Linked DNA regions of Mus musculus: region 1 is linked to region 2. A link is a contact called in ENCODE POLR2A ChIA-PET data. All regions are on one chromosome and are shown on one strand. The core of a region is the stretch at or near the end of the contact, and the rest is flanking DNA. Distances in the headings are between cores, read along the strand shown.

What was found. ChIA-PET counts read pairs that join two places held with the same protein, here RNA polymerase II (POLR2A).
Region 1: POLR2A ChIA-PET joins it to region 2 with 13 read pairs in embryonic stem cell. The contact joins the promoter of Chtop here to the promoter of Slc39a1 in region 2. POLR2A ChIA-PET finds 5 or more read pairs at or near these places in 4 of 5 experiments (Patski and embryonic stem cell).

What each region holds. Positions count from the first base shown.
Region 1 is chr3:90,506,155-90,510,780 of GRCm38, reverse strand. It overlaps Chtop (chromatin target of PRMT1), which reads left to right and starts at 1,283. Exons shown (of 6, transcript NM_001293776.1): 1 at 1,283-1,590; 2 at 3,155-3,236; 3 at 4,520-4,626. The coding sequence starts at 3,172.
Region 2 is chr3:90,245,830-90,250,650 of GRCm38, reverse strand. Slc39a1 (solute carrier family 39 (zinc transporter), member 1) reads right to left here and starts at 2,459. Exons shown (of 4, transcript NM_013901.2): 1 at 2,392-2,459; 2 at 1,488-1,705; 3 at 1,195-1,325. The coding sequence starts at 1,674.

The sequences.
Region 1 (4,626 bases), core at 34-2,533, 260 kb before region 2:
AGCCAGAAACAGAAATAAACAAGCCATCAAAAAATGTGGGGCTGGTGAGATGGCTGAGTGGGTAAGAGTACCTGACTGCTCTTCCAAAGGTCCGGAGTTCAAATCCCAGCAACCACATGGTGGCTCACAACCATCCGTAACGAGATCTGGTGCCCTCTTCTAGTGTGTCTGAAGACATCTACAGTGTACTTACATATAATAAATAAATAAATCTTTTTTAAAAAATCTGAAGAAAGCTAGAAATGGTGGCACGTACCATAGTTAACACCAGCTCAGCACCTGGGACGTAAAAGGCAGGAGGATCTCTGTGAGTCCAAGCCCAGCCTGGTCTGTATAGAGAATTCTAGAACAGCCAGAACTACATTATAGAGACTCTGTCTCAAAAAAACTACCAGAGGCAGTGGTGACACACGCCTTTAATCCCAGCACTCGGGAGGCAGAGGCAGGCAGATTTCTGAGTTCAAGGCCAGCCTGGTCAACAGAGTGAGTTCCAGGACATCCAAGGCTACACAGAGAAACCCTGTCTCGGAAAAAAAAAAAAAAAAAAAAACAACAACAAAAAAACAAAACCAGAAAACAAAACCAAAAAACTACTAGAAGAACTTTTTCCCAAGCTTCATTCAGTGTTTATTGATGCCTCATCATTGCTAGACATTATGTAAGAACTAGGGATACATAAGTGGGGATACAGATTTGCTTTATTGGATTACTTGAGGTAAAAAGACCCACCCTAAAACTAGCCACATCTTCTAGAGGCAGTCCCTATAAAAGGATGTAGATGAGTCCAGTGTGGGTCTTAAATCCCAGTACTGGGAGGGGCGGGGTTAGGGGGGGTCAGGAGGTGGATCTTTGTGAGTTCGAAGCCAGTCTGGTCTACACAAAGGAAGCCTGCCTCAAAAAGAAACAGAAACTCTACAAATAGGTTTGAGGGCCTGAGCAAATTAGCCAGGTCTCAAGGTCCTAATAAAGACTTTTTACAGTTGTCTTTAGCTTGGGAATGGGAAATAAAAGGATACAAACACTGTTGCCAATCTAAGCTGCTATTTGCAAGCCAAAAATCCCACCAAAGTGGGGCATAAACTTGTCCAGAAGGTAGTCTAGAGGTACTTAGCGATTACGGCCACTGGCCACGCCCCCGAAGGCGGAGCACTACACGTAACTTAAGGGATCTTTGCCAAAGTCAGTGGGGATTCGCTGCGATTCTTGCGCTAGGCCAAAGGACCATGTTGCCACGCCCCTAGTTGCGCGCGCACTGACGCAAGCCCGTCGGCGCCATTTTAGCCGGTCACGCTGCACTGGTGGGCCCGGCGGCCATTTTGTTTTGGACACCAAGCGGGAGTTGGCGGCGCCGGCTCTGGGGGCCCAGACGAAAGGCAGGAAAGGGCAGGCTTGACGAGCGGGAGGATCGGTCAGCTAGATACTCAACCCACAACGAGGAAGCCTCACATCCTACCGTTTAAGCATCTAAGCCAACCGCCCAGCTAGTTAACCCGAGCGGCCCGCCGTCAGCTCAGGTTAGGCCGGCCTCCGGGCCGCCCGCCGCAGCCGTGGTGGCAACCCCGGGAGGAGCGCTGGCGTCCATCTCCTTCGGTGAGTTTCTGTGGAGAGGGCAGAGGTGGAGGGGCGCGGGGTCCGGGGCCCGGTGGCGTGGGTGGCAGGTGTGGACCGGGCTGAGGTGCGCAGAGGCCGGGGAGGGGGCGGAGCCGGGAGGCGGAGGCTAAGCCGGAACCGCGGCCAGCGAGCTGGGCCGCTAGCCGTGCGGGTGCTGCTTGTGGTTGGCGTGTCTGGTGCAGGTGCTGGTGCTGGTGGTGCTGGTCGTAGTGGTTTGGCCTCAAATCCAGTGTCTTGCTTACCTAGATAAGCGTCCTCCATCGGAGCCAAAGCCTCGCCCCAGAATAGCGTTTGATGGGGATAACCACGGAAATAGTCGCCTGATCAAAGTTGGAGTCCTGAGAGGCTTCGAGGTGGAGGTCAAATGAGGAGTACAGGAATTAGCGGCGGCTCTGGGTGTTCGATTTTGATTCTTTTTTTTTTTTTTTTTTTTTTTTTTGCGGCACCGAAGTTGAACCCAAAATCGTACTTTGGCTAAACTAGCGCCCCGAGTTAACATCTCCAGCTTTAAAAATAATAATAATCTTAGTTTGAAACAGGGTCTGTCAAATCACCCGGGCTCGCCTTGAGCTTGTGACCCCCTTGCCTCAGCCCCTCCCCAGTATATGCCACTACAGTTAAAATATTGTGGTGTGCTCTTAACAGAGCTCTCAGATTGAATACCCATTTAGAAAACCTCTTCTGTCTTTCCCCTGCCATGTCTAACTAGAGCTCCACCTGCATTTGGAGTTGAGAATCGATTTTGAAACTAGGCTTTTCTTTTTATTTTGGGTGTATGAGAGTCCGGTCCTCACAGTGTGACAATGTAACCCGTTACAGCCTCAGACTGTTACACCACTCCCCTGTTGCTGCTGGGAATTGAACTTCCCAGGGCTTCATCAGTGCTAAACAAGCACTCTACTGAGGAGCTATATTCCCAGCTCCTCCATTTCTCTAGATCCATGACCCTCAACTTTCTATAGACATGTAAGATGTACCTGGGTAGCACCCCCAATCCCAGTTGCTGTACCCCATCCTCATGGCCAGATTGTACTTTAATTGGTCTGGATCCAGGCATCAAGAATTTAGTTTAGTTTGGGAGGGACTTTTTCTTTTTTTTTTTTTTTTCAAACATTCCTCAGCTAAGTCACATACAGTCCAGGCTGAGAAGAACTATTGAAAGCCAAACTCCTAGGCTTTGGCTACATCTCATTCTGCTATTTTGGAGACTTTGGCAGATGTTCTCCATCCTGGAGCTTTGAAATTTTTATAACTATTGTATGGACGTAAGCCCCCACCTCACAGGGTTTCTCTTAGGTAGCCGTGGCTGTCCTGGAACTTGCTATGTAGACCTGGCTAGCCTCGAACTCAAAGGGAGCCACCTACCTCTGCTTCAGGAATGCTGTGACTAAAAGTGCACCACCACCACCACCTGGCAAACTTAAGATCTCATGATACCATCTTCAGAGTTAAAAATATAGGCCTTTAACAGATTTATGCCTTGCTTCTTGTGAAAATGCAAGCTTCATTATTTTGATTGACTCATGCATATTGTCCTTTGTAGATTCTCGGGATTTGAAGATGGCTGCACAGTCAGCGCCGAAAGTTGTGCTAAAAAGCACCACCAAGATGTCTCTAAATGAGCGGTGAGGCAGCCAACAGCAACTTCAGCTCCTTCCTAAGAAAACATTACTTAAATTGACCCTGGGGTCCAATACAAAAAAAGCCAGTTGTAAGCTAAATGACAGAAGGCTACAGACCTCTGTTCTTAATTGCATCTAATGTGGTACAAAACAAATTGGGCAGTTGTTTCAAAACCCCTTATCAGTAGATTTTTATATTAAGCTATCTGAAATATTTACCTGGTGGGATATATTTTTTAAAAGACTCCTCACACCCTCCCTTCAATTTTTTTTCCTAACATTGATACAGGGGTGGTGCAGCATGATGGTATGGTATATCCTGGCTGCAAGAGGCTTGCTGCCTAGTCCGAGGCCAGCAGTGTTGTGTCTGGCCTGTAAGAGGCAGGTAGCAAGCCGAGACTATGTCCAAAGGCCCCTGAATGGCATTCTTGGGCCTTGTAAGAGGCACTTGCTTTGCTCCATTTCACTTTCTTCCCATTCTGCTTTTTAGTTTGTTTTGTTTTGAAATCTTTCATCAGCTGTGTGTTTACTTCTATTAAACTTAATCATAACAGGAATGATAGAATAATGTCCTCTTAGGCTCTTAAGCGACTTAACTAATTTAACTTTCTCAGAAGTCCTGAGTCAGAAAGAGTGGTTATTTGTATTTAAAGGCAGTTTTTGTTTCTGAGAATTTCATTTATTTGGTGTCTTTCACCATTTTATTATGTTGTTGCTAGAACTCCCAAGGCATTTAATTTAGTGCCTGTGTTTGCTTCAGAAGCACATGTGCTTCTCTGTTCATCTTTTAAGATGTGATACATTAATTTCCTGTATTCATGTGTTACTAAGTAACATGTTAGAATGTAATAAACTCCCATAACTCATGAGTCTGTTATTTCAGTGGACTTTGAAGGTGCTCTGATCCTTCCTCCTGTTTGTCCTTTGAATGAACTTTCACTCTCCAAAAGTGTCGGCATTTCTGTTTGTCTTTGTAACTGCATCTCTGTTTCTTGTCATCATATTTGCTTACTGCGTGTATTTCATGCTTTCCACTTCTCTTAAGAGCTGTTACCTGAGCCCTTGTTATCGCTTCTAATTGTGCTGCCCTTGGCTGCATTTCTGAGTTTCTGGTTCTTGCAAGTTTGTGGAAACAGAGGAGTCTTTAACCCACATCAGCCTTGATCCAAATGTGCCACTTTAAAGTTCGTGGGATCTGGAGCTCCTGGTCTAGCAAGCCATGAGAATGCCAATAAGTGTTTTATAATAAAGCTTTATTTAAACACCCGTTTTGTTCGACCTTGAAGCTTTACTAATATGCTGAAGAACAAACAGCCGATGCCAGTGAATATTCGGGCTTCGATGCAGCAGCAGCAGCAGCTAGCCAGTGCCAGAAACAGAAGACTGGCCCAGC
Region 2 (4,821 bases), core at 1,210-3,709:
ACCCTAATTAAACTCATGGAGTCAAGCACTCGTCTCACACACACACACACACACACACACACACACACACACACACACCCCACTCACACTCAAAAGAGAGATCAGAAGAGGATGATCAGTGGGAGGGAAACAAGAAATCTAATAGGAGTGAATATAGTTAGAATACTTTATGTGTGTATGAAAATGTAATAATAAAGCCCATTACTATGTATAATATGTGCAAATAAGAAAAACAAGGAGGGCTGGGCAGTGGTGGCTCACGCCTTTAATCCCAGCACTTGAGAGGCAGAGGCAGGCAGATTTCTGAGTTTGAGGCCAGCCTTGTCTACAGAGTGAGTTCCAGGACAGCCAGGGCTACACAGAGAAACCCTGTCTCAAAAAACCAAAAATAAATAAATAAATAAAATTTAGAAAGAAAAATAAGAAAGAGAATGTGGGGTGAGGTAGCACAACCCTGTAATTCAGCATCTGGGAGGCAGAGGCAAGAAGATCACTGCAAAGTTGAGGCAGGTCTACAAAACAAGTGCCAGGCCTACACAGTGAGAACCTGTCTCAAAAAAGAAAAGGAGAAGCCGGGCGTGGTGGCTCACGCCTTTAATCCCAGCACTCGGGAGGCAGAGGCAGGCGGATTTCTGAGTTCGAGGCCAGCCTGGTCTACAAAGTGAGTTCCAGGACAGCCAGGGCTACACAGAGAAACCCTGTCTCGAAAAACCAAAAAAAAAGAAAAAGAGGAGGGAAGGAGACAGAGAATGAAGGAGGGACAAGCAAATAAGTGTATGAAATGTGATTCTTGGAACATTGTTAACTTCCTGGGAATTGCAACCCAGAGTAGTTCACACACCTGATGAGGCTGCTCACATTATATCAAGGAATATAGAGAGGTCACACAGAGTTTAGTATCAGGGAAAGAATGCACAGTAAGAATATCCTGTTGCTGAAATCCATAATTCACAGACTCACATACCAAGGCCTTCCGCAGCCCTGAGGTGACCCCTGAAGAGATCTATATAACCATGTTTGTCTTTTTCTTTTTTGGTTTTTCCAGTCAGGGTTTCTCTGTGTAGCCCTGGTTGTCCTGGAACTTGCTGGCTTCCAACTCACAGGTGGTGTGCCACCACCGCCCAGGTTATAGCTCTGTTTTCTATTAGCTGTTCTATAATATACTCTTGGTCACATGTTGAAGTCAATGCTTACCGTCACATGCAGGGCCTCCAAGGCCTCATCTATGGCAGCCAGGTAGTCAGGCAGCAGGTCCAGAAGACATGTAGCCAAAAAGACTCCTCCTGCGAAGCAGCTGACGAGGCTCAGGGCTTTCTGGCCCGAGGCTAAACAAGAGTGAAGTACAAAAGGGGTTATATATAACCAAATGAATCTCTTCAAAGTCCTTCTACCCCAACAGAAGCCATGACCACTCCTGCTCCCCCCCCCCGCCGCCCCCCCCCCCACCCCAGTCACCTCGCCCAACCTCCGAAGCAGAAAAGACTCACCTGAAGCTTCATGGTTAGCACCTGACCTTCGAAGCACACAGACAGGTACCAGGCTGCAGATGAGTGTCAGCAGCAGCAGCAGCACCAGGGCCCCCAGCTTCACTTCCAGCCCTACTGGCACCGAGGGCTCCGATGCGACTGCTTCTGGGCGCCACACCAGGAGCTCTGGCTCCCCCCAGGGCCCCATGGTGGCTGTGATAACTCGGTGACTCTTGGACCTATACAGAGAAAACTAGCATGGGTGGGAATGGTCACAGGAAAGAAGGGGTCACGGAAAAGGGAAGGCTGGTCAGCGGAATGCACTTCCCCTCAGCCCAGCCACTTTCTGGCCTTTCCCAGCTGAAGTGACTCATCCACGCCAACATCAGGATTGCATTTCCTCCTTCGAATTTCTCTCCCCAAGTTCAGCGAACCATCAAGGAGGAAACTGAGGCACGCGAAGGCCAATATAGATCTCACATTACTCTTTCACCTGGAGCACGCAGAAAATGAGGTGCAGACTCCAGGTAGGACCTGCACCTGGAGCTGGGGTTCCCTAAGGAAGGCAGACCACTCTCTCAGTCTGCTAAGTGCATGTAGCAAAGGGAGGTTGGAGCTGAAGAGAAGTCCCGGATGGCTTCACCGATGATTTGAAACAGGGGAACTTCGGGGCTGGCTGACTCTCTTAACTACCCACTCCCCAGGGCCATTTCCCGGAAATAACAGGTAGTCTCGGCATATAGCCAAAGAGGGGCTTGGGACGAGCTTTGCCCGCACTGGGCGGCGTCTGGAAGTCTCGGAGACCAGGTCGGAGGCCGCCAGCGTCGCAGGAAGCAGAGGAAATGTTAACACGGAGACCCCAGCTCCTAGCCTGGGAGGCCTCAGAAGCTGCCTTTGACCCTGCGACCAGCGAGGCCTCACTCACCTCCCGAGGGTCTCACTCCATTGCTGTCGCTCGGTTCCGGCCTCGCGTCGGGAATTCCCACCCCCTCCCCACCCCTCTCCCCTCCCCCCCGCCGCCTCCGCGTACCCGCACGAGGCTGCCAATGACTGAGCTCAGTGGGAGGAGCCTAGCCTAGAGTGACGTGCGCTGCGAGCAATTAGAGTCTGAAAACTAGAGAAAGCTAGGCTGGCGGCGAGCTGAGACGAAGCCAGAACCGGGAGGGGACTAGCGGGAAGACCCGAGGGCGGTGGGCCCCCTGAGCTGCCATGGACTAGCAGGCCGCTGGGGCCAGCCAGTCAGAAAGAGTTTGATAGAAGTGGGAGCTAGGAACTCTGCGAGCAAGGCCGGTTCTCTATCCTTACTCCAAGTATTTCTTCCTACATTTCTCAGGGTATCTGTCTGGCCTTGGCCCCAGACACTTAACAGCTCAGGCTCTTTTAGTGCCTAACTGGGCCAAAGGGTAATCATTCCCTTTTTGGGACAAATTTCCTTGCCTGGCTTGCCTAGCCAGTCTCTACAGAAAAGACGATGAGAGGGCTGTGGTGGCTCACACCTTTACTCCCAACACTCTGGAGGCAGAGGCAGGTGGATCTTGAGGCCAGCTTAGTCTACAGAGTGACAGTGTTTGAGGACAGCCAAAGCTACAAAGAGAAACCCTGTCTAAGGAAAAAAAAAGTTTTATAAAAAAAAAAGTAGGAAGAATGGATGCATGAAATAAAAGCCATCCTTTCTACAAATTAACTTATGATTAAAAAAACAAAACAAGGTGGGGGGTCTGGGGGACTTTTGGGATAGCATTGGAAATGTAAATGAAGAAAATACCTAATTTTTTAAAATAATTTTTTTAACTTTTTATTAGGTATTTTCCTCATTTACATTTCCAATGCTATCCCAAAAGTTCCCCAGACCCTCCCACCCACTCCCCTACCCACCCACTCCCACTTTTTGGCCCTGGCGTTCCCCTGTACTGGGGCATATAAAGTTTGCAAGTCCAATGGGCCTCTCTTTCCAGTGATGGCCGACTAGGCCATCTTTTGATACATATGCAGCTAGAGTCAAGAGCTCCGGGGTACTGGTTAGTTCATAATGTTGTTCTACCTATAGGGTTGCAGATCCCTTTAACTCCTTGGGTACTTTATCTAGCTCTTCCATTGGGGGCCCAAAAATAAATTTAAAAAATTAAAAAACAAAACAAAAAACGATTTTTCCTAGACTCCTGTGGCTTATTTGATTTCTAAACATGGGCATGTAACCTCAGCACTTGGGAGGCTGAAGCAGGATTGGCCGGAGCCACGGATGGTGGTTTTTGGCAGAATCAGGAAAAGCAAATCCAGTGTTTTCTCCAATAAGAACAAAACATTGTCCTTTCCATGGAGGAAGTGTCCAGTGTCGTCAACCTGCCACCAGGTTGCTGGCTGGTCACCTCAAGGAATGGTGCAGTATCTAGGGCTCAGCGTTGGTCCCTGCTGTTGGCAGATCTGGCGTTCAGCGGCAGCTGTAACCAGGTCACTGCTTATCTATTTCTTTTTGTCTTAGAACTCACACCAGGAGGTAGAAAGAGAGATCCAACTTCCACAAGTTATTCTCTGGCTTCCAAATATGTGTCCAGTAGCACCAAACACACACAAATAAAAATAAATTAACATTTGCTGAGTTCAAGGATCTTTATGAATTTGAGGCCAGTTCTGGCTCAACAATTAGGAGCAGACAGTGCTGTTTGCAGCACTTTGTCCCAGGACCAGCACACATGTCAGGCAGCTCATACTGCTTCTAACTTTAGTTCCATGGGGACCAAATAAATATGGCTTCCTCCTGCCTGTGTACATACCCACACATAAAAGTACACATAATTTAAAACAAATCTTTTAAAAGTTGAATAGGGGACTGGAAAGAGACCAGCTAAACATTTGAGAGCGTTTGCTGTTCTTCCAGAGAATGCAAGTTTGATTCTCAGCAATCAAATCAGTCTGTAAACTGGGCGTGGTGGCACACGCCTTTAATCCCAGCATTTGGGAGGCAGAGGCTCTGAATTTGAGGCTAGCCTGGTCTACAGAGTGAGTTCCAGGACAGCCAGGGCTACACAGAGAAACCCTGTCTCGAAAAACCAAAAAAGAAAGAAAGAAAGAAAGAAAAAGAAAGAAAGAAAGAAAGAAAGAAAGAAAGAAAGAAAGAAAGAAAGAAAGAAAAAATGTTGGGCAGAATTCTTGAGAGTAGGAGATTCTCCAACAGAAGAGTATCATCTCAGTGACGTTGAACTGTAAACTGCATCCATCATTATTGACTCTCGTCTCCATGTTAAACAGATCTGTTGAACTTGACCTTCATCTGACTAAGGAAGTTATTTTTTCCTCTGCAAAACTTGATCCTTTAGGGAAAAGAGGGATGTTAAGTGAGATGAAGACAGAAGTTCCA